Linked DNA regions of Homo sapiens: region 1 is linked to region 2. A link is a loop called in an ENCODE intact Hi-C map of the cell type or tissue named here. Cell type or tissue: K562. All regions are shown on one strand. Each heading gives the region's core, and the rest is flanking DNA. Links, peaks and the distances in the headings are about the cores only.

Evidence for each region. A loop is a pair of places that touch in the nucleus more often than their neighbours do. Peaks named below come from ENCODE experiments on the same cell type or tissue, not always from the same donor. Only the 100,000 strongest peaks of a DNase experiment are listed, where the experiment ranks them.
Region 1: it touches region 2 in a loop (9-fold over the local background); 107 of 110 quality-filtered maps call a loop at or near these places.

The regions. Positions count from the first base shown.
Region 1 is chr9:27,531,923-27,547,673 of GRCh38, reverse strand. It overlaps C9orf72 (C9orf72-SMCR8 complex subunit), which reads left to right. Exons shown (of 11, transcript NM_018325.5): 11 at 1-1,128. Among named protein-coding and RNA genes, the nearest start is that of MOB3B, 10 kb to the right of the region's middle. RefSeq lists a silencer at 11,589-11,883. In K562, for the core only: a CTCF peak has its summit at 11,700; no DNase peak of the experiment used is centred there.
Region 2 is chr9:27,325,488-27,342,874 of GRCh38, reverse strand. MOB3B (MOB kinase activator 3B) reads left to right here. Exons shown (of 4, transcript NM_024761.5): 4 at 12,259-17,387. The coding sequence ends at 12,288. Among named protein-coding and RNA genes, the nearest start is that of EQTN, 37 kb to the right of the region's middle. In K562, for the core only: a CTCF peak has its summit at 9,541 (motif pointing left); a DNase peak (open chromatin) is centred at 9,434.

The DNA of each region.
Region 1 (15,751 bases), core at 7,528-15,527, 200 kb before region 2:
TGGATTTAGTCCCTGGGATTCAGTCTGTAGAAATGTCTAATAGTTCTCTATAGTCCTTGTTCCTGGTGAACCACAGTTAGGGTGTTTTGTTTATTTTATTGTTCTTGCTATTGTTGATATTCTATGTAGTTGAGCTCTGTAAAAGGAAATTGTATTTTATGTTTTAGTAATTGTTGCCAACTTTTTAAATTAATTTTCATTATTTTTGAGCCAAATTGAAATGTGCACCTCCTGTGCCTTTTTTCTCCTTAGAAAATCTAATTACTTGGAACAAGTTCAGATTTCACTGGTCAGTCATTTTCATCTTGTTTTCTTCTTGCTAAGTCTTACCATGTACCTGCTTTGGCAATCATTGCAACTCTGAGATTATAAAATGCCTTAGAGAATATACTAACTAATAAGATCTTTTTTTCAGAAACAGAAAATAGTTCCTTGAGTACTTCCTTCTTGCATTTCTGCCTATGTTTTTGAAGTTGTTGCTGTTTGCCTGCAATAGGCTATAAGGAATAGCAGGAGAAATTTTACTGAAGTGCTGTTTTCCTAGGTGCTACTTTGGCAGAGCTAAGTTATCTTTTGTTTTCTTAATGCGTTTGGACCATTTTGCTGGCTATAAAATAACTGATTAATATAATTCTAACACAATGTTGACATTGTAGTTACACAAACACAAATAAATATTTTATTTAAAATTCTGGAAGTAATATAAAAGGGAAAATATATTTATAAGAAAGGGATAAAGGTAATAGAGCCCTTCTGCCCCCCACCCACCAAATTTACACAACAAAATGACATGTTCGAATGTGAAAGGTCATAATAGCTTTCCCATCATGAATCAGAAAGATGTGGACAGCTTGATGTTTTAGACAACCACTGAACTAGATGACTGTTGTACTGTAGCTCAGTCATTTAAAAAATATATAAATACTACCTTGTAGTGTCCCATACTGTGTTTTTTACATGGTAGATTCTTATTTAAGTGCTAACTGGTTATTTTCTTTGGCTGGTTTATTGTACTGTTATACAGAATGTAAGTTGTACAGTGAAATAAGTTATTAAAGCATGTGTAAACATTGTTATATATCTTTTCTCCTAAATGGAGAATTTTGAATAAAATATATTTGAAATTTTGCCTCTTTCAGTTGTTCATTCAGAAAAAAATACTATGATATTTGAAGACTGATCAGCTTCTGTTCAGCTGACAGTCATGCTGGATCTAAACTTTTTTTAAAATTAATTTTGTCTTTTCAAAGAAAAAATATTTAAAGAAGCTTTATAATATAATCTTATGTTAAAAAAACTTTCTGCTTAACTCTCTGGATTTCATTTTGATTTTTCAAATTATATATTAATATTTCAAATGTAAAATACTATTTAGATAAATTGTTTTTAAACATTCTTATTATTATAATATTAATATAACCTAAACTGAAGTTATTCATCCCAGGTATCTAATACATGTATCCAAAGTAAAAATCCAAGGAATCTGAACACTTTCATCTGCAAAGCTAGGAATAGGTTTGACATTTTCACTCCAAGAAAAAGTTTTTTTTTGAAAATAGAATAGTTGGGATGAGAGGTTTCTTTAAAAGAAGACTAACTGATCACATTACTATGATTCTCAAAGAAGAAACCAAAACTTCATATAATACTATAAAGTAAATATAAAATAGTTCCTTCTATAGTATATTTCTATAATGCTACAGTTTAAACAGATCACTCTTATATAATACTATTTTGATTTTGATGTAGAATTGCACAAATTGATATTTCTCCTATGATCTGCAGGGTATAGCTTAAAGTAACAAAAACAGTCAACCACCTCCATTTAACACACAGTAACACTATGGGACTAGTTTTATTACTTCCATTTTACAAATGAGGAAACTAAAGCTTAAAGATGTGTAATACACCGCCCAAGGTCACACAGCTGGTAAAGGTGGATTTCATCCCAGACAGTTACAGTCATTGCCATGGGCACAGCTCCTAACTTAGTAACTCCATGTAACTGGTACTCAGTGTAGCTGAATTGAAAGGAGAGTAAGGAAGCAGGTTTTACAGGTCTACTTGCACTATTCAGAGCCCGAGTGTGAATCCCTGCTGTGCTGCTTGGAGAAGTTACTTAACCTATGCAAGGTTCATTTTGTAAATATTGGAAATGGAGTGATAATACGTACTTCACCAGAGGATTTAATGAGACCTTATACGATCCTTAGTTCAGTACCTGACTAGTGCTTCATAAATGCTTTTTCATCCAATCTGACAATCTCCAGCTTGTAATTGGGGCATTTAGAACATTTAATATGATTATTGGCATGGTAGGTTAAAGCTGTCATCTTGCTGTTTTCTATTTGTTCTTTTTGTTTTCTCCTTACTTTTGGATTTTTTTATTCTACTATGTCTTTTCTATTGTCTTATTAACTATACTCTTTGATTTATTTTAGTGGTTGTTTTAGGGTTATACCTCTTTCTAATTTACCAGTTTATAACCAGTTTATATACTACTTGACATATAGCTTAAGAAACTTACTGTTGTTGTCTTTTTGCTGTTATGGTCTTAACGTTTTTATTTCTACAAACATTATAAACTCCACACTTTATTGTTTTTTAATTTTACTTATACAGTCAATTATCTTTTAAAGATATTTAAATATAAACATTCAAAACACCCCAATTAAAAGTCAGAGATTGTTAATACCACATGATCTCACTTACACACAGAATTGAAAAACTTGGAACTCATAGAAGCAGAGAGTAAAAACATGGTTACCAGGTGCTGGGGAGAGGCGGTGGGCTGGGGAGATGTTGGTCAAAGTTAGACAGGAGGAATAAGTTCAAGAGATCTATTGTACAACTTATTCAGTTAGATAGGAGGAATAAGCTAAAGATCAAGAGATCTATTGTACAATGTGACTATAACCAACAACATATATTGTACACTTGAAAATTGCTAACAGTATCTTTTAAGTGTTCTCTCTACAAATAAATATGTGAGGTAATGTATATATTAATTAACTGTAGTCATTTCACAATGTATACTTATTTCAAAACATCATATTGTATGCTATAAATATATACAACTTTTATTTTTCAATTTTAGAAATGTCCTTAAAAAATCAGATTTTCAGATCAGATAAAAAAGCAAGACCCAACTATATGCTGCCAACAGGAAACACACCTTAAAAATAAAGGACGAACAAACAGATTAAAAGTAAAAGGATGGAGAAAAGATACATCATATTGGTAATTAGAAGAAAACTGGAGTGACAATATGAAACAAAATAGATTTCAGAGCAAAGAATATTACCAGGGGTAAAAATGATCATTTTATAATGATAAAAGAGTCAGTTCAGCAAAAGGATATAACAGTCCTAAATGTTTTTTCACCTCATAGCTGTGTCAAAATAGATGAAGCAAAAACTGATAGAACTGTAAGAAGTAGACAAGTCCACAATTATGTTTGGAGATTTTTTTTTTTTTTTTTTTTGTCGCCCAGGCTGGAGTGCAGTGGCAGGATCTCAGCTCACTGCAAGCTCCGCCTCCCAGGTTCACGCCATTCTCCTGCTTCAGCCTCCCCAGTAGCTGGGACTACAGGCGGCCACCACCACGCCTGGCTAATTTTTTTGTATTTTTAGTAGAGACGGGGTTTCACCGTGTTAGCCAGGATGGTCTCGATCTCCTGACCTCGTGATCTGCCTGCCTCGGCCTCCCAAAGTGCTGGGATTACAGGCATGAGCCACTGCACGCAGCCTGGAGATTTTAATATCCTTTCAATGTTTAGTAGAACAAGAATACACAAAATCAGTAAGGATATAGAAGATTAGAACAAGACTATCAAACAATTTGACTTAAATGACATTTGTAGAGCACAGCAGTCCCCAACAACAATAAATCACACATTCTTTCCAAGAGTACATGAAACATGTACCAAGATAGACCGTATTTTGAGCCATGAAACAAATCTTGATAAATTTAAAAGGATTCAAGTCATAGAAAATATGTTCTCTGACCACAATGGAATTAAATTATTAACCAATAACAAATATCTGGGAAAACCTCAAAAACTTGGACACCAGCGCTTTTAAAAGACTAAATAATTTCTAAATTATCTGTGTTGGGGGGAAAAGAGAAATGGATTAGAGAGCAAAAAGGGTATCAGAGTGCTGTGGTACGATTTTTATGAAGAGTGGAACAGAATCTGCCTTTGGCGTTTCCCCACTACAGCCCATTCTTCACATTGATAACAGCATGATCCTTCTAAAATTAAATCTAACGATCACTTCTGCTTAATGGCTCTCCAACACTTACAGAATTAGGTCCAAAATTCTAGCACAGTTTCTGTTCATCTTTCTAACCTTTCTTCCCACAGGTCTAGCTAGTACGTATTTCTTTTATTGCATTTATTACACTATTCCTTTGCTTATCTATCTCCCCACCTAGGCTAAAGAACAAGATTCTTGTCTTTTTCATTTTTGTGTCTCAGTGCCTAGCATGGTGCCAGGCACACAGCATGCTTCCAGTAAATGTTAGCTGGATGGATGTAATGAGTATATTAAATATTAATTTATTTGTTTTTCCCCAAAAAGAATTATTTCCTGCAAATCAAGGAAATTGCTTTCTTTATATAATCAAAAACTTATTTTCCCAGAAGATTCTTCATTAAAAATTAAGCCTATGCACAACCTAGCTCTAAAGTTTCAAAGATTTTAGGCAGCAATTTTTCAATCTTTTTGAAGTAATACATTTGAATCTTTTCAAATTTCTGTTTCTGCATTTGTGCCACACCATCTCATCTCTTGCTGAAATGTTTTTGTTAAATTAATTGCTTGATAAATTGCTAAGTACTTTTCATCAGACCAATTAGGACAATAGTAAGTATCCATCTGTGGAGCGCGGACATTCAAGAAATCTGATCCAGTATTTAGAAAGTCATTCCTGAGCTGAGTTGGCTCAAACTGGCACCTTCTGGCATTTGCTTGTGGGTGGGGAATGTGGAATGCTTTGAAAGCTGAATGAGTTTGTCAAGTTTTAAAATTCCCTTATGGCTAAAGGAAAACAACATTCATTGTTTAAAAACACCATTGTTTGTTTTTTCTGCTTTTTTGTTCTTTGGAGCCTGAATCTGCAAAAACACTCACACCCAGCATTTTGCTTCATGTACCACTCCTAAGATGTTTTTAGAGACTTGAATAGTGTCTCCGCACTACTTTTTATTGTGATTGTTCAGAATGTTCATAACAAATGGTAAAAAGTCAGTTTTAGTGCTCAAATTGAGTTTTATGGAGAAAGACCATAATTTATGTTTGTCATTGTAAATTGATAGGAGAATTTTTGGAAGTTTGCGTCCTAGAACCAGATTTCCAAGGCTCAGATCCTTATTTTCTCACTTCCTAGCTGTGTGACCTTAGACAAGGTATTAAACCTGTCTGTGCTGCCTCAGTGTCCTCATCTATTCTTTAAGAGTAAGAATAGAACCTACCCGATAGAGTCACTTGAAGATTAAGTGGGTTAGTAAATTCAGAATGCTTGGAACAGTAACTAGCACAGAATAAGTGTCCAATAAAATTGGGTTGCAGCTATTATCAGTATTATTCCTGTCATAATCATCATCACCATTAAGCAATTAAATGTAGAGTTCCAAAATTTGATTATGAAACTACAGTTATACAGCCATGATTCCCGGTGATACCACGTCAGTAACAAGATTATTTCCTTAGCTTGAGCCAGTCACTACCTCATTGCATGTGGCAGAGTGTGTTGCCGTAGGCAAATGTCATTGTAGGGAATGAAAAAAAAATTGCCTGTGAGCTGCTCTCCAGAGGCCTCATCCCATTTTCCCATCGTCCACTTTACTCCATCTCCACTGCCACTATTAGGACCTTATCATTTCTTGTCTAGATTAATTCAACAGCTTCCTTCCTTCTAGTCTCCATGATTTCACCCACTAGCCATCCCCTCCCCTTTGCCCAATTTTCTCCATTTATGGTAGAGTGATCTTTCTAATAGGAAACTCCTGACTTGCCTTAAAAAGCCCTCATTGAGGCCGGACGTGGTGGCTCATGCCTGTAATCCCAGCACTTTGGGAGGCCGAGGCAGGTGGATCACGAGGTCAAGAGATTGAGACCATCGTGACTAACACAGTGAAACCCCATCTGTACTAAAAATACAAGAAATTAGCCAGGCGTGGTGGCGGGTGCCTGTAGTCGCAGCTACTTGGGAGGCTGAGGCAGGAGAATGGCGTGAACCCGGGAGGCAGAGCTTGCAGTGAGCCGAGATTGCGCCACTGCACTCCAGCCTGGGCGACAGAGTGAGACTCCGTCTCAAAAAAAAAAAGCCCTCATTGACAACCTTCAACCCACAATCCATGGTGAAGCACAGGAGCCTTGGGGATCTGCCCCCAGCACACCTCTCCACCCTTGTCTCTCACTGCTCCTGCCTTCATGGAGAGCCCTGATGAACTATTTGTAGTTTCCCCTGACTCACCTTGCTGTTACTGGGCCTGTGTGCGTGTTGCTCCCACTACCTGCAATACGCTTACCCACTTCACCTGGGTGAACTTTACTTAGGATTCACCTTAGGTGGGCATCATGTTCTTCCAGGCCCCTCCTCTAACTTTTAGTTGAGAGTATTCCAGACTTAAGGCTCCATGGGATAGGGATCTTGTCTATGCACCAGCTTATTCCCAACTGCCTGGCACGTAATGCATTTATTAAATATATATTGAATTGATTACCCTACTTGGGGCTCTTGTTTGCTTCTACACTTACAGTTCTAGCATAGCACTTAACTCATTATCATGCATCATTATTATGGGTTTGTTTTGTCTCCCATTAGACTGTGAGCTCCACAAGGCTGTGTCCTTGTCTTATACATCATTGTATTTCCAGCTTCCAACATAGTGCTTGCCATGACACAGGAAGTCAGTAAGCTCTGAATGAATGAATAGTATCTACATACCATTAATCTGAGGTTTAAAGTTTCCCCAAATTCTGAAGCAAGGGGATTTACGGACTTCCCTGACAATTTTTGGATGTCATCCCAATGATACCACTAACATTTTAAGGGACAGCTTGCATATATACATTTTTCTGGATGGCAGTTTTTTTTCCCACAGGCTTCATCAGATATTTCTCCATAGCCTTCCTCAGATTCTCAAAGGGGTCTCTGATTCCCCCAAAAGATAAGAAACTGTCATAAAAAATTATTTCTAAATATCAATTGTTAAATAAAATGTTTGCAAAGCAGCCTGATGAATCATTTCAGGCCACTTGACCCCGATGAGTTAGAGAGTTTGTGCTCTGCAATCTGACTGCTTCCAGCAGTCTCACTGCTGCTGGACTGTGGCACTTCCAATTGGCAGCAGGGCAAGTTTCTTCTGGATGAATATTCTGTCATAGGGGTCCCCCTTCCACACATACCTGTAGGAGCAGTTTGAAACTCATATGCATGGTCTTCCTGGTTCTAGGCACATGAGTCATTTAAGCTGCTGGAGCCAGGACCAGCTAGTATGCTAGCCCGGCATTCAGAAAGTTAAAATTTGGGGTCAAAACTGAGAACCTTCTTTGATCCACCTTGGCCAGACATTTTCTCTGGCTTCCATTAATAGCCTCAACATTTTTTTTTTTTCTGGCCTAGACCCACACAGGCAAGAGACCAGAGCTTCTCTAAGGAGCTAAGGGAAAGCACATTTTAAAAATAACTTGAGCAAATGAATTCATCTGGCAAAAGCAACCCCACTACGTAAAATAAACCTTTTTAGTTTCGCAATAGCAGTTCCTGAAAATGTAAACAACCTCAGGGTCTACATGCACTGAATCATTTGCTGAACAGAAAGTCCCTGGTCCAAATTCTGCAAGAATAAACACCTTACAAAACTAGGGGTCAATGACCTTCATATGGGAACAAGGAGGGTGTGGGGGGCAGCAACCCACCCTGAGGACAATGAGAAAGTCTTGAGACTTGATATTCAAAATGCTGGCTTTCTAAACCAAAAACTGGCATGAGTGGAGGGAGAAGGGGAGGGTGGGCACAGTCTATGCCTCAGGCTCTTGCTCAGACCCTACCAGGCCCCTGCCTTCCCTAGGGAAAGCGAGAGTCTACTCACTGTCATGAAGCCAGAGGAAGGCCCTGCAGGTTTCACTGTGTGTTCTGTTGACAAGATGATGGTTCCATTGAAACTGTAATAACATACTTGGCCAACTAAGCCCATACGATCGTAGTAACTTTGTACCCAGTCCTAGCTTTTCAAACATAATGATAATATGTTCTTTCTAATGTGGCCCATACTGTTCTAATGAACTTATGCTGAGTTTTTCTGAGTACTAGAATAATATTCGCCATAAATAATAGATATAATTATTCTCATTTAATATTTGCGTAGCTCTTCTTTAAAGCAGAAAGTATTTTCTCATTCCTTACTAGAACCTTTCTGTGTGAGGAGCACTGAGCTAGAACCCATATCTTAGAATGGTCAGAATTTGGAGAAATTCAGGGAAAAGGCACTGGACTCATTTTTAAAGACTAGAAAATGCAACCTCCAGAAAAAGATTCAAGAGTTTTTTACTCCCAGAGATGTAGGAAAGATTGGAGTAAATCTTAATATTATATTTCAGGTAAACAAAGGATCACTGTCAAAATAGCAGCATTTATTGAGTAATGGCTGTGTGCCAGGTACTTTACAGTTTCACATTTAACCCTCATAATAACCTTGTAAAGTGGATATCCCCTCAGTACATGATGAGAACACTGAAGCTTAGGTTAAATGATTGTCCAAATCGGACAATCATTTTCAAAATCTCCCCCTTTTTTTCTCCTTTCTTATCTGCAAGGCAGATTGCCCTTTCCCTTTCAGTGAAACTTGTGCATGACCACATGACTCTCTTTGGCCAATGAAACATGAACAAGCAGCGTTTATCACTTTCAGATGGAAGGCTTTGCATGAGCTTTGCCTCCTTTTCACTCTGCCACAGTGGCCACTAACATTCCAGATAGTGGCGCTCTGCAGGCTAGGTCCTATAGTGGGAGCTATGGGCAGAGCCCCCTTTCCCACCCCCATCAAGATGTGCATGCTGCATAAGCCATGCATTAATCTTTGCAGTTTTAAGCCACTAAGTTTTGGAGTTATATTAATCATTAATCATGGTTCTCAAGAGAAACAGAGTGGGGGAGTGGTATTCATTATGGGAATTGGCTTACATGATTATGGAAGCTGAGTAGTCCCCCAGTCTGCTGTTTTTGAGCTGGAGAACTAGAGGAGCCAGTGGTATAATTCAGCCCAAGCCTGAAGGCCTGAGAAATGGGATGGGGGAATTGGGAGGGTGGGTGTGCTAGGGTAGGATAAGTCCTGAAGTTCAAAGGCCAGCCAGAAGGTGGATGTTTCAGCACCAGAAGAGAGAGCAAATTCGCTTTTCTTCTGCCTTTTTGTCCTCTCTGGGCCCTCAATGGATTGGATGATGCCCTCCCACATTGGTAAGGGTGGATCTTCTATACTCAGTCTGCTAATTTCTTCCAGAAACATCTTCACAGACACATCCAGAAATAATGTTTTACCAGCTATCTCGGTATCCCTTAGCCTAGTCCATATTTAAAAATTAATGATCACAAGCAGTTGTTTGTTTCCACAGCAAAACCTGGGTGACAGACCAAGTGACCCAGATGACTAGAATTTGACCTTCTTTTGTTGCCCACACCATACTCTGAACTAACATGCTGTGCTGCCTTCCAAGTGGAGAATGATGGCTAAGTATCTTCTACCTAATTTGAGTCACAGAAAAAAAAAAAAAAGGTTATTAACTGCAGTGACAAGAATTGTGATTCCCCAGGGGGCAGATCAAGACTGATAGATAAGAGAAGTGAGGAACATCTGGGGAATGTCCATTGAAAATTTACTCAGAAGAGAAGAATAATTAATATAATAATATGATATATTGAATTATAATAAATAATATTTTGATGTATTTCCTTCCAGGCATGTTTAAGTTATAGACTTTGAGTATATTTTCTCAAAGGGGGTTCTATGTAAGAGACTATTTCTTAATATAGTTCCTAGCTTGGAATTGCTCTTGCTGGTTTAAGCTGAGCTTATTTTATTACAGACTTCACAACAATAACGTTTTCCTTCACTAGTCAGTACACAAGATGGTCTTCATTTCCAGTTTGGAATCCCACACTATCAGAGCCTGAGACAAGGACTAGTATGCAGTTAGTTTGTTTGGGAGGTGATTCCAGGAAGTGGGAATGAGAGATCAGTCAGCCTGCAACACGAAGGAGGAAAAGTCAATATAAGGATGAATTTGGCAATTGGCCGTTTCATGCAACTGGGGCTAAATTTTGCTTGGCTCTCTAAGAAATGTAAAGAATGCCTCCCGTAATTGCTCACCTCAAGTATTTATTCATTGGCTCTCATGCTCCATTGGTTGTCCATGAGAACTTTAGCCCTCCCTCGCTGCAGCACAGACACTGTGCTTTCTCCTAGGCTGAGCAAGCTCCTGCATCTGTGGAAACCGTCCCGGGGCAGATAGTGAAATAATGACTGCTGCGTGCTTGAGATCTGGGAAAGAGGCCACATCATAAGTGCACTGAAATCAGAGATGTGTCAAGAGATGTGACACAGGGCATCTGAGGTGTCTACTGCACCAGCTATAACTCCCTAAACGCTAATCTCAGTTCTTACAGAGGGGATGGATGCAAGGGAACAGTCATGATTGAGAGCACCGAAGAAGCTCTGTATGAACCTTAGGCAAGTTTCCTAATCTCCAAAATGAAGGTAATAATACCCACCATCCAAGATCTTCGGGAGGAATAGATGAACTAATGTATGTGAAAATGTCCAGCACAGGTCCTAACCCATAGTAGGTGCTCACCAAATGTTAGTTCCCTGCCCTCCACGTTGTGTGTATCCGGAGCTGCACTAGATGCTGAGGCAAATGGTCTCAAATGTACTTTAACACTTAATGACTGAGATTTTTTCTGAGCTGCCTACAGGTTATTGACTATATTCATTATTAATAATAATATATATGGCCACTTCAGGCAACTGGGGCTAAATTTTGCTTGGCTCTCTAAGAAATGTAAAGAATGCCTCCTGTAATTGCTCACCTCAAGTATTTATTCATTGGCTCTCGTGCTTTATTGGTTGTCCCTGAGGACTTTAGCCCTCTCTCACTGCAGCACAGACACTGTGCTTTCTCCTAGTTTCTGTGGCAAGTGACAGGAGCCCACCTCAAACTAAAGCAAAAGGGACTTCATTGGCTCTTGTAGCTAGGAATTCCAGGGTTGGCACTGGCTTTGGGCACTACTGGATGCAGGAATTCAAACAATGTCTTCAACTCTTTCTTTTGGTGTTTCTCTCAGCTGTGCTTCTCTTGTCGTTTCTTTTTCCCATTTTACAGATAAGTTCATCCGTAACTGAGAGAGGTGAAAAGGGGATGGCTGCAGAGAACTCTGGCTTATATCATCCTTGCTTGCTGACCTCAAGGTCCATGTATAAATTCTCAGAGAAGAAGCCCTCTGGTTGGTGATGCTTGGAACATGCCCTGGAGGGTGGGCCCCTTGAAGTGGAGCTTGCTGGAACCACATGGGCTGGAGCAAGGCGCTAGGGCCAGAAGAGAGAGGTAGGCAGGGCTGCTGGCCAGGCACTCTTCACCAAGACAAGGCAAGAGGAGGGGCATGATTGAGGCAGTGATACAGAAAGCAGACAGTAGAGGTCGTGGCAAGTGTGCCGTTACTTGCTACCTGTGGTTGATGGGAGAGTCACACCACATTTAGGAGGAGAGAATCCATTTGCCACTTCTGACAATGCCACAAGAATCACATATTTCATCCAGAGGTTGAATTTGGCCCATGCTGAGCTTTAAAATACAGAGCTGTCTTGGAACAATGGCTCAGTACATTCATTTGGTGTCCAACAAAGCCTGCCTCTGTTGCCTTCCCTCTCTCTGTGTGCCCTTCAAGATCTTCATTGTGCTTTGGGGAGAGAAAGAGAAAATGTCATATCAGGGTAGCTCACCCCATGTGTCCTGGACTCAGGAAAAGAGTATCTTATCACCTTACTCTTTTGTTATTATAAAAAATAAAGTTGAACGTCTTCAAATAAAATAAAGAAGTATAGAAAAAATTTTAAATTAACCTGTTATGATTCTACCTAGAGAACCATTGTCAACATCTTGGTATATGTACTTCCAGATACTTTCCTATGAATATATACATTGTAGATTTTTTAATATTAAAAGGCTATCATGCTGCTTTGTATACAGGCTTTCTTTACTGATATGTAATATAATACACAGACAAATATACAAATCCTAAGCCATCAACTCATTGAATTTTTATTCATTGTTTTTAATACCTGCATTGTGTTCCATTGTTAGGCTATGTCACAACATATTTAATTAAGCCCCTATTGATGAATATTAATTTACTCTATTTGCCAGTTCATTCCAGTCCAACATTTATTGAGTGTCTACTTACGGGCCAGGCACTCTTGTATTCATCAAGATCACCACATTATCTGTATCAGTTATTTATTGCCACAATAAAACTGCATAACAAATCACTCCAAAATGTAGCACCTTAAAACTACAACTACTTATTATTTCTCAAGAGTCAATGGGTCAGCTGAGCAGTTCTGCCGATAGGGGTCAAGGTCAACACATTTCAACTAGACTACTTGTAAAAAAGAATGAGTGTCTGGGTAGGTGTGTTCTTCTAAAAATAAAACAAGGAATGAGGAAATTGCAGGTAGGATAAGAGGGGTGGTTGGCAACCAAACCCCACAAAAGGCAGACAAATTTTAAGGAAACATAATGCCAGACTCCTATGTCATCATCCAAGTAGATGCAGTGAAGTATAACCTGGGGCGTAGTAGGGTAGGAGTGGGGAGAGCAGAGGAGAAGGAAGGGAGATTGCTTTTCATCACTTTTGGATTCCCTAATAACAGACATGACTGCCAGTATTAAAATTTAACAAAGGATATCTGATCATTAATTTTCCTGTATAAGTCACTGGTGATCTTCAACATCTCTCCCTCCCTTCCTCCCTTCCTTCCTCCCACCCTCCCTTCCTTCCTTCTTTCCTCTTTTGCTTTCAACTTCCTTTTCTCGTTTCCTTTTGCTTTCTTTCTCTTCTCCCTTTTTTCTGTCACTCTGGGCGTATGTAGTAGTGTAAAAAGGTTGACAGAGAAATCAAATATAACAGGAGCAGGGCCCTGAGAAAAGCACCTGGCATCCTGTAGGCAAACCATTGTTTCTAAAAGAAGGGACTGAGAGATTGAGGAGCTCAGGACATTGCCAAATGAACAAGGCAAGCACATTTATTCAGTACCAAACAAACGGAAAACGGCCTTTCCAAATAACTGACCTATAAAACAGCCTTTTCACAAGAGTACCGTAATTACTGGCCAACAGCAACAATGAAAAACAACTCCCAAACAAAGAAATATTTCTGGATTAAAAGCCATGAGATCTGGATTCTAACAAGCTGTGCTCCTCAAACTACAAGTACAAAATCTGGCTCTAAACTAACAAGCTATGAGCCTCAAACTGATGACTGGCATGTTTGGGTCTCCATCTCCTTCTTGGGGGTTGGGGTCTTAGAGACCCTTTTCCACGCCCTGATTCTCTTACTAGTGTGTATGCTTTCCTTTTGACTTCTCATGCTGACCGTCTGAGCAGGAGTGAGAAGCAATTTCAAAGGAAAACATCGTTTATCATCTGCTGAAAGAAACCAAAAAGAACACAGGAAAACAAAAAGACAAGGAAAGGGAATGAAAATGTAATTCATTTTATTAAAAAGAAGAATTATTCTTCTGGGACACTGGATAGAAACCTTAATGAGTTACCTAGCTATCATAAATCCTCTAACAGAGAAGAGAAGAGAAAGAAACAAAGACGGAAGAGGGCAGGATAAAAGAAAGAAAAAAGGAAGGGAAAAATGAAGGAAGGAAGTTATCTATTCATTTCTACAGAGACTCTGCTGAGCAGTAGACAAGAAGACTTGGGAAAAATTTAACTGAAACTTTTCCAAAAATCTTTTCAGAGGGATTTTTTCCCTCTGAAAAGCATCATTAGAGGCTGTTCAATACCCAAGGCAAGCCTCTTTCATATTACTTACTGTACATGAAACACTCATGCAATTGAGGCTAGCCAGAGGCCATTTAGAAATTCAATAATTATTCAACCCAAGGGGCTTTCCAAATGGTGAAGTAGCTTCTTAAGAGGAAATTAATATTGAGCAGTATAGCAAACCTAATTGGAATCTTGAGAAAATAGTTCTGTGTCGTTAGAACAGCTAGAGGCTAAAGAAGATCAGGTTGGATGATACCTTCATTTTTGTCTCTTTCCTTAATTATGATGTAAAGGGAAAAATCTTGTTTATTTTCTATGCCAGGAGGGTAGAGGGTGATTTGGAGAGGTTCCAAGTTTATCAAAATCTACCTTCAGTCTGGCAGTAGAAAAGTTTACTTCCTTCATTTCTTTCCTATAGACATTCAAAGAGAGCTAAGGAGATCCAAAAACCTTTTTTTCTATATTTGCAATGCAAGGCAGTTGGGAATTAATGACTGATTTGTTGGTGAGGGCAGTGGGCATTGATCACAAAAGCAGTAAAGCTGTGTTTCTCAAAGAGAGAAAGTCTCTTTGAGATCTTCATTATTTTACTATTTAGAAGAGAAAGGGGCGTTATATCACGTTGGAAGCATCCATGAGTCACTAGTCTCTTCTCTATCTTTCTATGCCTTTCTGTATTAATTACTTTGAAAGCACAACATTCCAAACCCATTGAGCACACAGTGGTCTGATTTCTCCACTTGTGAAAGGTGCTAAAGTCTCACTGTAGGATTAATTTGGGGGTCCAGGCTATGGGCTTGTAGATATGACTACCTTAGACTTTGGTTCTCCTGGCAACTAACCCTTTTTGGATCGTATCTAAGTTGACCTGTTTCACAGTGAGAGAACTCCTCTCCATTACTCAGAATACTGAGGCAGATCACAAGTGTACCACACCTGGCTAATGTTAAGCCAGACAGAAACATCAGGCTCATCTCTTGAGAAGAAGGGTCGCTTATTAAGGATACAAACTATTTTTTTTTTTTTTTTTTGAGACAGGGTCTCATTGCCCAGGTTAGAGTGCAGTGGTGCAATCATAGCTCACTGCAGCCTCAACCACATGGGTATTTTTAAATAAGAAAAAAATACCATCTGATAGATATGAAGGAGCATTGGGTCACTATAAACAAAACAGATTCTAAGAGCAGGAAGAAAGAGTACAGTCTCTTTTCAATAATTTTTTTTTAAACTTGGGAAAGAACACTCACTCTATTCCTATAGACCAGAAAGCAGATAATTGTCCATTATGATTCCACATGACACTATCTTGTTCAGCTGTCACTGAAACAACTTTGAACACTGTCATATGTTCTTCCCAGCTCCTGAACTCTGACCTTTTTATGCCTTAGTTCCACTTTCACAAAAAGGGATTGATGTAATGTGCATTTCAGAGGAAACGACTATAGACATTTAGTGTCATTATAAATGTTGAGAAGTATGCTGGCAGAAATTATGCCTTAAGATCATATATGGATTCTTGTATGGTTTGAAATTGCTTAAAAGATATATATGATCTCTAAAATGTGTGTGTATATATATATGATGTCTTCTTATATATCTATATGTGATATATTTATATATATATAAATCTGTGTATATCACATATATAAATTTGCTGTTATTTGAATTGCCATTACCTCAGTGCTTAGGGG
Region 2 (17,387 bases), core at 5,811-13,810:
AGAGGCTGCAATCTCGGCACTTTGGGAGGCCAAGGCAGGCGGCTGGGAGGTGGAGGTTGTAGCGAGCGGAGATCAGGCCACTGCACTCCAGCCTGGGCAACATTGAGCACTGAGTGAGCGAGACTCCATCTGCAATCCCGGCACCTCGGGAGGCCGAGGCAGGCAGATCACTCGTGGTCAGGAGCTGGAGACCAGCCCGGCCAACAAGGCGAAACCCCGTCTCCACCAAAAAATGCAAAAACCAGTCAGGTGTGGCGGCGCGCGCCTGCAATCCCAGGCACTCTGCAGGCTGAGGCAGGAGAATCAGGCAGGGAGGTTGCGGTGAGCCAAGATGGCGGCAGTACAGTCCAGCCTTGGCTTTCACAACTTTGGTGGCATCAGAGGGAGACCGGGGAGAGGGAGAGGGAGACGAGGGAAAGGGAGACGGAGGGGGAGGGGGAGGGAGAGGGGTTTAGTTCTAAGGGACTATAGGCATGTAGAGTTCACTCCACTCTTGTTTTAGAAGCGTTTTTCTACTGATGTAACATCATTGTTCTCCCAAGACAGAAGACTGGACTATTTATAGATTAAATAAATATTGGACTATTTATTGCCAGGTCAGTTTTGGAAAGGCAGCTTGGGGATCCATTTATAACCATGTGGGTCAAAACTAGAGAGTCTCACTGGTCATGGTATTGGCATGGTGCGACGCGAGGTCAGCCAGCTTTTCTGAAAAGACCCCCATGCTAAATGCCGGGCTCTGTCCCAGTCGCTCAGCTCTGCCATGGAAGTGCAGAAGCAGCCACAGGCATTCATCCATAAATGGGTGTGGCTTACTCCAATAAAACTTGTTTATGGACATGGAAATTTGAATTTCATAAAATAATCATATGTCATAAAATATTCTTTCTTTTTTCAACTATCAAAAAATGTAAAAACCACTCTTAGCTTATGGGCCATACAAAAACAGGTGTGGACTGGATTTGACCCATGAACTGTCATTTTCTGGTCCCTGATATAGAAAAAAAGATAGGATTCCGAGGCCTGTTGATAAGATCCAAATGATATCCTGGTTTGAATTCTCGCTCTGCCAAGTATCAACCATGTAACCTTGGGCAAGTCACTAACCTTTCCAAGTTTCAGTTCCTCTCTAGGGGAAGCATAATGGCCACCCCATAGACCTGAGAGTCAGTGACAGAGTCGGGCACAAAGTGGTGACCAGCTCCTGAGGCTCTCACGAGACCAAATTTCTCTCTGTGAGAGCTTGAGAACATGTTTCAATAGGTGGTAGTCAAACTTCTAGCAAGAGATCTCATTGTATTAAAAGGAAAATTTTAGTTTTGTTTCATGTCTATTTACTCCATCAAAATAACACTTTGTTCCTACCAAAGGAGTGAGACTGCTTAGAAACTACAGACTTCCTAAATTACAGGCTCACTGAGGAAGCACATTCCCCATATGTTTTCATCAGACACACAATAGAGGTCTTATTAAGCAATGGCAAGCTCTGTCCTGTGGTGAATTCAGCTAGGCTGAACGGCTTCTATGGAATCCTTTGTTTTCCCAGGGGAGGTAAATTCTTCCTTTAGGGACCCATGCTCTGAAAGTTCAGAATACTCCCTCCAAAAGGACAAACCGTTTGTTCAGCGTTTCTTGCATGTCATTAAGAGTTGCCCCCATTAAGCTTCTGTCAGAATAAATAAAACTCTGGTGCCTGCAACCTAACCTGGAGTTTCCGGTACTCTCTGCTTCACCGGCCAGTGCCTTCCCTCCCACTCCTGATAGAAAGGCCACATGACAGAAGCAAATGTGAGAATTCCTTCCCCTGCCCTCCCGCATCCAGCCTTTAAGGAACTGCACAACCCTACAGGGGGCATTGGGCCATGCTGAAATCTGTTTCATTCCTCAAAGCGGGTGGGTGCACTCAGTCACCCTTTGCTCATCCCAGAACAAGGGGCAGCAGCAGCATCTGCCAGAAACCAATCCAGCTGCGCTGACAAATGCTGGGTATGAGAAGGAGGGAGGCAGACTCCTGCCAACTGTGCAGACCTCCATGGGGGCTCTGGAGAAGTTGGGTAACAGAGGAGGAAAGGAGCGGGGAGCAGCAGCCAAATGTCAGAGATCTCAGTGTCGCTTTGAGCAGAAATCACAGGCTCCTTTGATCACAGGTAGCATCAGTCTGAGCAGAAATCAGGTTGGATCCCCTGTCCCATCAGTGCATCAGCCAGGTTGATACAGGTGGGAAGGACATGGTAGGTGGATCCACAGAGCAAGACAGGGTGCTAAAAAAAAAGCACAGAGTTGCAGAATGAGGGGTGGGCTGCGGGGCTCTAGGGAGGGGATCTGCAGAGATACAGTGACCACAAACAGTTTTGATTAATGCTCTTGCTTTCACGATGCACTATGAGGCAACCCACCATGTGTCCGTAACCCATCTCCTGTGGTTAAATGAGAGAACTTCAAAAATGTGCAGCTCTGTCTTTATAAGAAACAATGTAAATCAGGAGGCTGAATATGTTTACATAAAGTGACTTATTTTTAATGTTTGCAGGGTTTGGAAAAAGAAGAGCAGTTTGATTTTTGTATCGGTATGAATAAATATTCTCCGTGGGTGGCGAGTGTGTGTGTTTATCTAGCCATACATATGTATATGTGCACTTGGGAGCCTGCACATATGTGCACACATTCACACACACGCACCCCTCCATCGTGGAAACGCCCTCCGTGTCAGTAATGTGGGCTGTTGTTTAGGAACAGAATTAATCAAATAAATATTGTTCTGTGTGGTTTAGGGAAGTCTGGCCTGCCTTGTTTCTATTTTTATTTCGTTTGGCTTATTTGCCACCCACATTCCTAAAAGAGAGCAGAAAGAACATTTCTAATTCCTGTGTGCTGGTTGGATCCTGTATATACTTAGAGTTGGGGAAATTTTAAAAATATTTTTGTAGACTGGCTGCCCTGCCTGCTTTATAAGAATTCAGACTTTGGGATGCTAGCAAAGGAAGAACAGCAGCCCTGGCTGTGGGCCTCCTGGGAACGGTCCTGCCAGCCGAGTCCCTACTCCCGTGGCCCATGCTGGTGTGGTACAGCCGCTGATTCAGAGACTCAACTGAAACAGCACATGTAGATATGAATGAAGATATATTCAGCACGATGGCTCAGGATATAGTAGACTGGTTAGGAGGATGGGTTTTCAAGTTTCAACCTTGGCCAGGGTAATTATTAGTGATGTGGCCATGGCCGAGGTACTTAACCTCCATTACCCCTCTGTAAAATAAGAATGATACCACATACCCCATAAGACTGATGTAAGGATTGAATGAAATGATGTCCAGCATTGAGCACAGTGCCTGGCACACAGAAAAGGTGCAGGAAATGATAGAAACTACTCCATTCGGAACACAAGACACTTTGGTTAATGATGGCTCTCTTATCACTGCCCCATCTTGTTCACTCTGACTCTTGTGACCTGGCACGGCTTCATTCATTCATTCGTTCACTTCTCAAGTTATTTATACCAATAAAGCCTAGTTCCAAAATAAATTTGGGGTGGCTGATGTCAGCCCCTACTGGAATTCTCTCTCCCAGATGCTCTGAAACAGACACAACAACGTTACAAAAAAATAGTTCCTAAAAAAATGTTTAGGCCTCATGCCTGAACCTCGCCTAAGGATTCCACCATTGACTCCTGGTCCCTTTACCCTCCTCTGAAAACAAGCTTCCAGGCAGGAAGCTCCACCAGCTTGACCACTGCAGAAAAGGCCTTGAGGGCAAGAACGAAGTCCCCTGAGCCTAGGGGGAGTGCATGGCAGGGAGACTCTCCCCGAGGGTTCCCAGGGATCCCTAACTTGCAGCACTCCCTCCACAGCCTCACACAAACAGCTGGGAATGGTCCGGGAAAGCAGATTAAGCAGCCCTGGACTCACCCTCACTCTGCACCAAGGATGCAACTGAGGGCTCCTTAGAAAGTCATGCCCCAGGAGGCCCCACTTGTGGAGTTACCTGCCTGTCCACCGGAGTCGGGGTGGGAGGGGTCCTTCCCCTGGAGTTGCCAAGGCATTTGGGAAAAGGCCAGTGTTATTTCCTCTGATACATACAGCTATTTGGATTCTAGAAAGCTAAAAGAGAAACACCACAGGAAGTGGGGAGCCAGCCTCGTTTGGACAGCTGTGGTCCCGACAGCGACACAGTGGCCTCCCTGTGCCCGAGGCCAGGCAAGAGCTGCCCTGCTGTTGTTCCCACCTTCTACGGTTCCCGCTTTGCCACATGGACTTGGCTGTAGAGTTGTTTGGGATGTTTTGTATTTGCTTGTTTGTTTTTCTTTTCTTTTTTTCTCTCCTCTCTTTTTCCGGGGATTTCCCTGCAGCAAGCAGCCTGATGTTTTTCATGGGTCTTCCTTGAAGTCAGACACTCACCTTCAAAGCAGAACTGCACCCCCGTCTGAAGGAGAGCCAGCTGCCAGGGCAAATTCTTAGCAACCAGCTCTGGGGCGCTGCTGGGATCCTCTATCTCTCTTTCATCACACCCAGAGTTCTGCTCCCTTTCTGGGAATTGCTCTGTCTCCCACCTACGTGGCTTGTAAGCTTCACCCACACCCAAGCAGGGCTGGGAAAGAGGAACTGGAGTGCTCTGGAGGAAACAAGGAAATAGGGCTCTCCATGCAGAAGGAACAAGTGTGCAAAGATGCAAGATAAACAGAAGCAAGGTGTATGCAAGGCCACAGACAGGGGCGGGAAGCAGATCCAGAAGTCCTTGCAAGTCATGGGAAGTTGAGGACTTGATCTAGTAGGAAATGGAGATGCAGGAAAACAGTTTTATTTCTCCCTGGATCTTCAGCAGTACCTTTCCAGCCAGTGCTGTTGAGGACACCAGCAGGCATTAGAGAGTGGTGCTTCTGGGCCTTGGTGCATACTGGAATCATGTGGCTGTTACCTCTAGGACCACAGGCAGCATGGTGCCACAGGGAATTCTGAGCCCTTCAAACTGGACGATTCAGAGAGAACAGTTGGTTTTCATTTTGATCATTGAATGCCTTACCACAATACCACTGCCTCTTTTGATTCCACAGCCCCTGAAAGCACACCTGCCCTTGCCTTGGGATTCTTTTGACAACAGTATCACCATGCCTCTCATAGCGCCACGACACTAGAAGAAACCTCACTGATTGCTGTCCCTGTCTACAGTCCAAGAGGATTTCAAATGGGCCCACACGGTATAGCTGAGAACCCGAATCCCTTGCTGATGCCAGCTCATTTTCTTTGGTCTCATCCTCATCACTCCTCCAAGAAAACTACCCAGTCCAGAGGGACTTGCTTTTGCTATAAGTGGGTTAGATCTTGAGATAAGGAAATAGCAAAATGTTGGTGTAACATTGAGTGTGGAAATGTGGCCTGAGGGAAGTGAGTGCTGGCAGGAGCTGAGGACCCTGTTGGGAGGGGGCCGTGAAACCTTGGCATAGACCTCGCCAGCACAGCTGTTTGGAATGGAGGCAGGAAGGGCAGGGGAAAGCCATGAGAGAGGGAATTTTCAAGATGGTCAGTGTTCTCAATCCACAGCCATCACAGAAGAAACTAATGAAATATGGGTACAATCTGGAGATTTTTAAGTCTCTAAGAAGTGGAATTTGTGAGACGAAAGGCTTCCAGAAAGCCCTCTTTCTGACCTGGCCTCTACCCCTAGAGGGCCTTAGCCTTGCTGTGGGGAATGAAACTCTTCCCGGTTGTAGGGTTTTGGTGCTGTCCACCCCCAGCCCAGCCAGAAATGTGGCTTCTGTACTTCTGCTGCAGTTCAAGCCACTTTTCCAGGTATGTCCCATCTGAGTGGAGATGGGGCTGACGGCAGGCCACAGGGCCAAGCTCGGGCACGGGGCCGGTAGCTGGGACTGAGGCTGCACTGCTGATTAATGGGCAGGGAGGCACTTTGTGAAACGTGCAATACCCTTTGACGGCCTTTTCCGGGGGACTCGCAGCTTTCCTCGTGTCTTTTCAGCAATATCACATTTGATTTTACCTTTAAAATGTATTGATGAAGCTGCATGATTGGAAAAGGTGCTGGGGGAGATGAATCTCTCCTACTTTCCGTTCTGTTTCCATTACTTCAGGGGTGTGTACGCATGAGTATACACGTGTGCGGGCGTGCTGTATTAGAGAGCCCAATTTCCTTTATATACGTGAACTCCTCCCCCTAGTAGCCACCATTAAACATCCAACGGCTTTAAAATGGTTAGTGAGAAGTACACAACATAATGTCAGATGTGGCCCTGAGAGAGGCGTACTGCTCACTGCCCTGCTTTAACCCGTTGGCTGTTTAATGGTGGTTACTAGGGGCAGGAGTTCACGTATATAACAGTCATTTTTCCAAAGTTTCCAGCACCAAGGGTCCTCCTGCTCCTTACCACACTGCGGAGCCTTCTACATCTCTTCATACTGCTTTTCTTCCTTGATTATTTTTTGTTTCAAGTATTTCTTCCTCCCCCTTTCTCCTGGTGTCTCAGAGTTAGCAGGAAGCTGGTAATTAAAAGAAGACATGGGTTTTGAAATGCTGCTGTGGTAGCTCTTCCCCCCCCTTATCCATTTTACAACAGAAACAAAAAGACTCACTCCTTTTCTTTTGCTCCTCCCTCCAGCAGAGTAATGAAAGCAGAATGTTGTTTGCTTGTTTTTGTTTTTGAGTCCACTAAATCATTATTGTTACACTGACTAGCTGGGTGAACTTGGGCAAGTTAGTTCAAATTTCTGGGCCTCCTTTTCCTCATCTGTAAATTAGAAAAAGTAATGCCTAGTTCATAGAGTTGTGAGAAAGTGCACAAGGTAAGTCTAAGTGCCTTCCCCATCGTAGGTATGAAATGCGTGTTTCCTTCCACCTCTCATTTTACTTGGGTCTGTAGACCTAATAAGTGTTCCTTTTCATTGGATTTCAGTTTAATTTAATATGTTTTAAGCACCTAGTATGTGCCAGGTCTTGAGCACCAGGGTCTACACAAATACCAGATAGGTTTTCTCTCTTCAAGAGCAGCCTGGTGCTGAAACCAGGAATGTGATAAACGGTCGCACAACAGTGTGAAAGGTGTCATGGGCACTGAGGGAATCTGGAAGAGGAGCACCTAGGATTCCTTGGGGACAGGGTGGGAGGGTAGAAGAATGTGTCCCTAAGGAGATGACAACTGGTCAAGAGCGTTAAAGGGTGTTGGCGATGGGAGAAGGGTGTTCTGGGAAGAGAGGAGCATGTGTATGGAAATCGTTGTGTGTTCCATGGGAGAGAAGGAGCGTCGGCCACCGATGGGGGATGAGGTTGAGTGCCTGAGAAGAGTCTAGATCAGGAACAGCATCGTATGTTACAGTGGAGACTTGGTTTGAAAACTACTGAAAGCCATTAATGGAGTTTAGGAGCATCATGAGATGATAAAGATTTTACCTGCAGCACATCAAGCCAGCTCTAAGAAATCCTGTGTACACAAATTGCCTCTTTCGAATCAATGTGAAGTCAGAGAGCCCACAGGCCAGCAGTCCAGTTCTGCCACTAATTAGTTTTGCCGCATTAGGGAAGTCACTTACTTTCCGATGGTCTGAGTTGCCACATCTCCGAAATTAAAGTGTTGGAGTAGGTGACACCCATGTTTCCTCCCAGCTATAACAGCAGCCTATGACTCTGTGATGATGTCACTGCTTTTTGGCGCTTGTTTCATAATTCCTAGAGTTAACTTATTAAAATTGCTGTGCAAGCATGATGACTGTCCCCTAGTAAACATCAAGTGTTCTTCTTCATATGTTCCATATGAAAATTAGCTTCTTGGGCCAGGCGCAGTGGCTCATGCCTATAATCCCAGCAATTTGGGAGGCCAAGGCAGGCGGATCACGAGGTCAGGAGATCGAGACCATCCTGGCTAACTACTAAAAATACAAAAAATTAGCCGGGCGTGGTGGCGGGCATCTGTAGTCCCAGCTACTCAGGAGGCTGAGGCTGGAGAATGGCGTGACCCCAGGAGGTGGAGCTTGCAGTGAGCCGAGATCGCGCCACTGCGCTCCAGCCTGGGGGAACAAAGCGAGACTCCATCTCAAAAAGAAAAAGAAAAAAAAGAATATTAGATTACTAAAATGTGTGATGATGTAGTGCAGTAAACTGAGAGCGTTGATTTCTTTGTAGTCTTGCCTAAGTCAGAGAGTATTTGTGTGACTTGGAATAAGTCATTTTACTTCTCTGGATCATTATTCCCTATCCTCCACTGACTACCAGTTATAAAAATGGGTACACTGAGGTTAGACTAAGATTTGACACTTAGAGTTCACGGAAGTTTGTTCAATGGCTATCAAGAACTTCTTCCAACTGCTAACAAGTACATAAAGAAGATTTAAATTTAAAAAGTGTTTAGATCAGAACAGAAAAAATTGAGTATCTTATGTAAAAGACAGGCTGATTTCATCCACCCCCACCGTCCCCACAAAAACTAGGCAAATGTCATTTTAACTTCATTTCTAAAGTGAAATATGATTTCAGATTGGAGTCTCTGTCTACTTTCCTTTTTGTTTTTTAAATAACCGGTCTTGTTTTCTTAGAAAAAAATTCATGCATATCAAAAATATCTAAAACTTCAGACTCCGCAAAGGACAAAAAAATTAGAAACAGAAAACATACACAATTGTATTCACCCAAAGATAAATTTATCATGTTGGACCCATATTTTTCTTTATATTTTTTCTCAAAATAACTGGATCAAACCATACATCCTGTTATACAATTTGAATAAAATATGCATCATACATTAATATACTAAAAAATATTAATGTTCTTCTCAGATTCAGGCAAAAATGAAATGATGAATTCCAATGTGATAGAATGCAAATGTGTGCAAAGTGATGGAGATACCCAAGAAAGGAGCTGACAATTGCATCTTAAAGGATGTCAAAATTTGCCAGGCAGAGAAGGGCAGAAAATATTTACCAGATATAAGAAAGAAACCACTAGAAACTGGCCAGTTGGAGACCTGGAGAAGTCTAGTTTGCCTGGCTGGTGTGGTGAGTGGGAGGGAATTCAGCAGGAGGTGAGCAGGGGGCGATGGGTCCTCTTTCTTTGACAGGCTTCAGAGGATGGAATTTGTTTTGTTGACAGTGGAGAACCAGGGACTTCATAGAATCAATTACTGCTTTATTTTAAAACAAATGAAACCGAGTGACCACAACCAAGATTCTACTTTGATCTTCTGTTAAAAACACATTTTGAAAAATTCAGGTGTTTTTGAAAATCTTCATATACAAGCCAAGCACAGTCACCAGGAACTTTCTCAGAAGCTTCTCATCACCTCAGCGGAAGCCTTTTAATACACGTTTTGGAGTTCTTTAGTGGCCTGCCTTAATACACAGGGCATTCAGTAACTCCAGCAATGGCAAATTCATTGTAAAGAGCACCCTGGGTAGAAGCTATTTTGGCCACACTCTCAGAGAGGAAGGAATGTGTTTGGCCCTGCTAGCCTGCGGGAGGGCTCTGATGAAGAAAGCGATGGAACCTAGCATTGCCATTTGTTTATTTAAACGAGTTTTTTTTTTTAACAGCTCATTGGCTCCACCCAGTGGGCAAGTGCTAGAATACAGCTTGCAGAGTCTTGCAGAGCTTTGAAGGATGGATCCAACTCAAATGTCTTTCCTGATGTTTCTGATCTGCTATTTCAACCATACATTCCCTTTATGAATTTAAGAGGCATCCCAGGAAACAGTTTTTATCCTGCATCTCAGTGACCTTGAATAAGTACCCTGTCCTCTCTGAAACTGTTACTCTGCTACTTAAAAAAAAACTCTGCCATATTTCTAGTGTCCATACTCTCTCAGTGGCATAATTGTTCTAGTATTTGCCCATTGTACCTATAATTCAAACTGGCATCAGTCTGGATAAAGAAAAAAATCTGGCATTTTGAAAATTCATGAATGACTGCAACCACCTATAATTATATATGTCAATTAATATATGCCAGTATTATCCGATTGCATATTCATAAGACTATCTTAGAGGCTTTAACCTACAATCACATGGTGTAGTAGAAAGAGCAAGCCTTTGCGGTCAGATAGACCTGAGTTTAAACCGTAGACCTGCAGCTTTCTATGTGACCTGGTAAGGTACTCTCCTTCCCTGAGGGTTTTTCCTCATCAATACAGTAGAGATGGCAAATCTTACTTCACAAAGTATAATATCTGTATAGCAGTAGACACTGGGACTGGCAAACAGCAGGCCTCTGTTTAATAAAAGCAGCGGTTACTGTTGAGCATTCTGTACCTTACCCATTTACCTTGAGCAAATAGCTTCTGCTCTGAAACTGGGATTCTTCCTCTGTCCATTGGAGGTCATAGTTCCCTGTCTTAGAGTTATACAGATGCAATGGTATAACCACCCCAAAGCACCTGGCATCTTATAGATATTTAACTATAGCTAGCTTCTTTCTTTTCAAAAGTACAGACCTATTGCAAATAATTAAGTTATAAAGCTAAAATTCTGTTTATCCCATGAACACACTTTCTCTCTCCCTACTTCTCTTTCTGTCTCTCTCAAACACACACACACATGCTCTTGTTGTATTCCCATCTTGTTTTCCTTGTCTGTGTCATCAAGAGTTAAGCCAAAAGCTGGGTGCAGTGGTTCACACCTGTAATCCCAGCACTTTGGGAGGCCAAGATGGGTAATGCTTGAGCTCAGGAGTCTGAGACCAACCAGGGCAACATGGTGAAATCCTGTCTATACAACAAACTTAAAAACTAGCCAGGTGTGGTGTTGTGTGCCTATAGTCCCAGCTACTCAGGAGTCTGAGGTGGGTGGATAGCTTGAGCCCGAGTGGTTGAGGCTGCAGTGAGCTGTTGCCACTGCACTCCAGCCTGGGCAACAGCAAGATCCTGTCGAAAAAATTAAAAATTGAAAAAATTAGATATACACATAGATTTGTAACTTCCTGTATTAATAATTATAGAGATGCAAAAGTGCCTAGATTCTGCCTTGTCTATTGTTATTTCTTTAACCAGCACATCTGTATGGTTTTCGAATAGAACGCTTCTCTGAACACCTTGGCACTCCCACACTCAGTCTCCTTTTTCTCGATGTTTCCTATTATATAAGGTGTGGCAGTCCAGGTCAGTATGCAAGAGATGTAGTAGCTGCAGTCAGCTCTGCAGCAGGTAGAACTTGGAAGATCGTTCATCTAACTAAAGTGACATGAAACTTGTCTTCTCAAGATGCTAAATGGCACAGGGCTCATTACTAGCCTGCTCCTCAGACCATCCTTGGAGATGAAAGAGGAGCCACTACCCTGGCACAGTGCCAGGGGCAGGGGCTACAAAGATGAAAGCACATGGGGCGATTCAATGAGTGCTTCTTTTTCCTGGCACTTAGTAGCGCCCAGTCTAGCAGGGCCAACAGACATGTCCAGAGCCCCAGTACACACACACACACACAGAGATGTACAAATTCATACACTGCATGTAAGAATCAATGTGTGCACAGGAGGAGAGAGTGGCTACCTCCACAGCGAGTGGGGCAGGAGTGCGGGAAGGTCTCCCAGCAGGTAAAAGTCACCTTACCTGAGGTGGAAAAATGAGTGGCAATTTGACAAATGAAGAGGGGCAGGCGCAGGATGTGGTAGCAGCGGACCATAGGCATGGGACTCAACCTGTGCGGAGCCCCAGGGGTAGAGAAAGGATGGCTATTCGGGATCTATAAATACCCACAAGAGCCAGGCAGGTGACGCATGTCAGACACTTTGGTGTATTATTCATTTCTATTTTTAAAAATGTCCTCCTTCCTGCTTTTCTTGACTTATACCCACTTATCCTTTATTTTTCCATCTTTGATTGAAACTTAAATCTTTCCCTACTCGAAGAAAACTAGCAGTCCAAATCCAATTACTGTATCAGTTCATAAGTGCTACATGGCTCCTGCTGGGAAGTCAGGTGGGAGTGGCAAGGACTGGGGCAAACTGGAGAGCAAATTCTTCTGCTGAAGAGGACAGCCATTCTTCAACTCCAGTTGTTCAGAAGCTCCAAATCTTGCAATTTCTCAGAAAAAGCAAGCAAGCAACCTGAATTTTGATACATGAGTCAAATTTTTAAACAGTGCCTTAATGGAAAAAAAAAATTCTGCAGAACAAACAGATGGAACATACCCTCATGCTAAGCCTTATTCATGGACCATGCTTGCAAGCTTTCATTTACAGGCTCTCGAGATTCCAAGAGCATTTTCAGGATCCTTCACCAAATCGTTGCTCTGCTTATAGTTTCTCCTAACCATCCTTTTCCCCTTGCTTTCCAGAAAGAAATGACGAGCAGGATGTGTCACTAATGCTCCACCTCACCCTTTGGAAGAAAGGAAAGCTGTTTCCTCCTGGTGCCCTGAGCGGGCAGGAGGTGGACCACCCTGGCTGAAATGACACACCTACTCCCAGGAACAGCAGAGGTGGAGGCAAGCAGTGACTCCTGAGAGACATTCCCCACTCACTTTGTGTGCTCTTAACCTTCTGAGTGCTGCTAGCCCAGACCTGTGGACGAGGCAGACCACAACGTGAAAGAAGGACCAGCCCCTTGACCGTTCTGGCTGGGGAATTGTCCACGAGGAAGCCTCTGCACTTCCACACATGGCACAGTTCTGCCTGTGACCTGCCGCCTAAGCTTTACTGGAATTCAGGTTTTGAGACTGAGATGCGTGTTCGTATTTTTCCACTTATCTGTCTTGTCAGCTGGCCGACTTCTCTGTGATTGGTTTTTTAAGTGCCGGGTGAATTTTGGACCTCTGGATGTGCAGCAAGTTTTTATGCAATAAGCCTTCCTTTCAGGTCTCTAAAAGCTCCTGCTCTGATCTGTGGTTTAACACTGTGCAGGGCTGTGGAGCTCTGAGACACCTGAACCCCTACCCATCCCCTGCACCTCCCTACTCTCCCTGCCGAGGCGTCCATAGCATTTCCCTAATAAATAGTTTTATCAGGGACACTCCATGGGGTGGCTTGTCTCTGCCCCAAACAGGGTCTTCACGTTCTAACTGCAGGGAAGAGACTGGTTACTAGCGTAAAGCTGACAAGTTACCAGTTCACCTGATCAGAATGTATTTTTTATAACCACCATCATTCCTTGTCTCTTCAGTGGAAGATATTCTTTCCTGTTTCCCAGAAGAGAGAAATAAAAGTCCTAAATAACTAAGAATGATCAGCGGGAGCGTTGGGCATGATTACTGCAGTGTTTGTTCTTTATTAAAGACAGGGAGTCGTGGCTGTCTCTACATAATACTAACATTTCAGTGAAAAAAGTACAATTGGTTATTTGGTACGTGTAGATTTAACACCCAGACGGCTGACTTGTAACCCTCCCCACTAGCCTTCTGAGCATTTAAACCCAGCCGTCATTCTCTCCCCACTCCACGCTCCCCACTCCTCTGCCACGTTATGTTACGGCACAAAATTAATTTCTGCCCCTGTGATTGGGCCACGGTTGCCAAGGTAACAGTGGAGCTGGAGCTAACTTCCTTCTTTCATCCTTTCCAATTTTTCTATTCCAGAAGACAGTCAGAATAATGCATTCTGTACTACATCCTGCCTTTTGAAACCTAAATGAGTTTTCGTTGATGAAATGTTGCCTTCTCTGATTCATTCACAAAACTGTGGTGGTTCTGACCACCTGTGACGAGGGGGGTCATAATACTTCCAGTGATCCTTTTAATTTAGCAAAATATTTGTCGGTGGAGGGAAGTAGATAAGAATGTATTAGTGTATTTTAAAGTAATAATGATTAAAGAATAACTAAATGACTCTGATTTTGTTTTATCAATCATAATGTGTTAAAGCCCTCTGTGGCTGCCACAAAAGACTAGAATCATGAAATCTTTGTCCAAGCTAAGAAAGGGCTGTCTCTGTGGGTACAGTGGCATTCTCTGTTGACCTAACCAAGCAGCCTGAACCTTGCTTTGTGTCTCGTAAAGGTCATCTCACGGAATCCAATTGCTGCTACCTCACCATGTTGCTGTGCCCTGGTCAACAATAAACATACTTTTGTCCCCCTTCCTAAGTAACTTTGAGAGGACAAGATAGGCAAAGTTTTTTCCCTACATCTCTTTTGGCCAAAAGAATATCTGACCATCACAGAGATCCAGAGAACAGAAACAAGAGCCCCTAAGTCCCAGCCTCTGCAATACACAGTTACCAGATGGGAATGCAGCACAGTGGCACAGAGAGGTAACTACGGAGCCCATGCCCTGGAGGAACTCTGTAGCTGTGCATCATGGAACGCCACAGGATTTTTACATTAAAAAGTTGAATATGTTCCTGCATTTCAGCAGTGCATAATCGAGCAGGAGGCTGGAATCTGGAGACCTTTGTTATTCATTCTTTTTAAGGTTATTTTTTATTAACTGTGCATATGAAATTTCCACTCAATTTAAAAATCCAAATCTTTTTAAGCTTCTTGGAAGAATTTCCTCCTGCTTATATTGTTAATTGCACTAATGAACTCTTCTAGGGTAAATTCTGGCAAACTACCCTTTTTTTTTTTTTAATCACAGAATATTCCTGTTCCCACAGAACTTTGGCACATTCTGAAGAAAATCTCTGCAGTCAATTTTTATCTCCTCTGCTTGACTGCATCTAACTGTTCATCTCTGTTATAAATGGAGCTTCAGCCCTCTGGGTCAGAGACTGACAACCCTCCTTCTTCTTCCTAACCTGTCCTACTCTCCTTCTTTTTCTGCTTTCATTTTAATTTTGGGAAATTTTAAAGTAAAAGTTTCAAAGTTGAAAGATTATAGTGAGTACCCTTATGTCCTTTAGTGCATCAGTTGTTAATGTTTTGCCTTGTTTTCTTTTCTTCCTTTTTTTTTTTTAAGAGAAGGGGTCTCTCCCTATTTTACCCAAGCTGGCCTTGAACCCCTTGCCTCAAGTGAGCTTCAACCTTAGCCTCCTGAGTAGCCAGGACTATGGCATGTACCACCGCACCTGCCTCACATTTTCTTTCTCACTGTAAATACACATTCTTATTCTTGAACCTTCTGAAAATAAGTTGCAGACATCATGAAAATGTAAAATACTTCATCATATTCTTTCTTTTAATAAGAGCATTGTCCTATAAATCTGCAATATTTTCACGCCCATGAAACTGAACACTGATACTGCATAAATCTAATATATGATCCATATTCAAAATTCTCCAGTTGTCCCCAAAATATCCTTTATAGCTGTTTATTTTTAAATCCAGGATCCAATCAAGAATTATACGTTATATGTAGTTGTCATTCTCTTTTGTTTCCTTTAATTGATTAGAGTTGCCCTTTTGTGTGTGTCTGAGTGGTGGGTGGTGGGGTGGTGTTTGTGTATGATGTGCAGTGTGTGTGTGTGTGGTGTGTCTTTCATGACACTGACATTATTAAAGAGTTCAGGCAAGTTTGTGGAATGTCCCACAATCTAGACTTTTTTACTGATTGTTTCCTCATTACGAGATACAGGTTACATTTTTTTTCCCAAGACTGCTACATGTGTGATGTTGTTTCCTTACTACTGCCTCACCTCAGGAAGCACATAATGTCTACTTGTCTCTTTTCTGATATTAGGACTGATCAGGTGTTGTCTGCCTGATCCAATCATTATCAAGTTCCATAATTCATTATTAAGCTCTGAAATTCAGGACACATACATTTATAGAGTGTGAGGCTGTGCATACGTACATTCATCCCTTAATGTTCTCAAGGAGGCCCAGGATCCCCAAAATATTATAAGCATTGCAGTCAGATGATATAGCACTAGCAAAGCATTCATCCCTTTCCATATAACAGGAGGGAGGGGAAGAAGGAAGTTTCCATGTGCAGGCAATACGTGAGAGCATGGGCAAGTGAGGATTTGTATGCTCCCTGTAGCCAGAGGTGAAATATTCAACGCTTTTATTTTTTCTCCCGTCTTCAATGACCTCCCATTTGGACCCATAGTTTATTTATAGAGAGCACACACTCCCTAATTGTCAGATGGTTTTTTTGGGAAAACTCTTAGATAGTACAGTGAGTTGTGACCCTCCAAAGGATCACAAGTACATAAACAGATACAAAGTATTTATGTGGTATTAAAATTTCATGGTGATGGTGCAAGGGAGAGATGATTAGGAAGAAAATGTCTTACACGGCTGTAATTGAGAAATACTGATCTAGAGTCATTTCCTGCTTCTTAAATTGTTCGTTTTCTCTTCCCTGGGTATTTTCTCATTTCCAAAGACCCAGAGTCTCAGAGCCAGGTTAAGTGGAAGAAACTTTGAGAGGTTTCTTAATCAATTCCTTCTATCTCTCAAACCATGCCAGTAACTTCCTTGGTGAAAAAATCTATACTCCTCTCACAGTTCTTCGGGCATGGAAATTCTATAGCATTCTTTGGTATAACCAACCCACTGAACCCTCCACAACATCTTGAATTCCATTCAACTCGAGCTGAAGTATTCTTTTTGAGTTTCAGTATATCTTTTCTAGTGTCCCACTTTTAGAAAGGTCCAAAGATGATATATAATAAGTGAAAATACAATTAATCAGAGCTTTATTTGCATATCCATTAAATATCTGAAGGCTATTACCAGTTGTGCTTCAGCCTCCTTTCCCTTGCAATTCTCCCAGGGTGGCATCCTCTACGGAGTCTTGTTGCTCCATTGTTGACCACTGATGTAACTCAACGTGAAACCTTCCCAAAGCTCTCCACATCACTCTCTGTTATGGCTGTGACCAGCAGTGAACATGAAAAGAACTTATTTCATGCCTTCTCCAAACTATATTGTTTCTTTGCTAAGTCCAGACCTGCTTTTTCTACATTTATAGGTTTTCTATTTTAATCGCCATGCAAAATTCTTTATCATACTCAATCATTTTGGTTTATCTTCCTGACTTCTTACCTTTAACATCCCTGTTAAAGATTACACTGTTGTTGTTTCAAAAAAAAAAAAAAAAAAACCTTAATTGGCAAAACATTAAGGGACTTGAATAGAATTACACTTATCTTTTTGTGCTGATTTATGTCAATCCATCATTCTGGTTATTGATGGAAGCAAATTGCTTCCTATGTTCTCTAAACCTTATGTCCCTTCCATACTCCATGAGTACCACACTGGGAGAAAACAAAAGCAAAAAGATTGTGGGAAAAGTATAGCCATTATCTTTGAGGAAATGTGTACCAAGGCACAATCATTAAAAGGAGTTGGAGGCATCATTTGGTTGACACTGTTGTCATTCTTGTTCTGATCATTTTGGACCTTGAAGAAATTGGTGATTCTCTCCTAGAATTAGACAAACAAAGTGTGTTTGGAAATAATGATTGTTTTCCTGCCTTAAAAAATATATTAACAGAAAGCTTTTATAACAGGCTGTTTCCCTCTGGACAGGTATTAATTCTGAGTAAGAATTTTCAGTGACTACATAAGGATTTGTGTAACTTA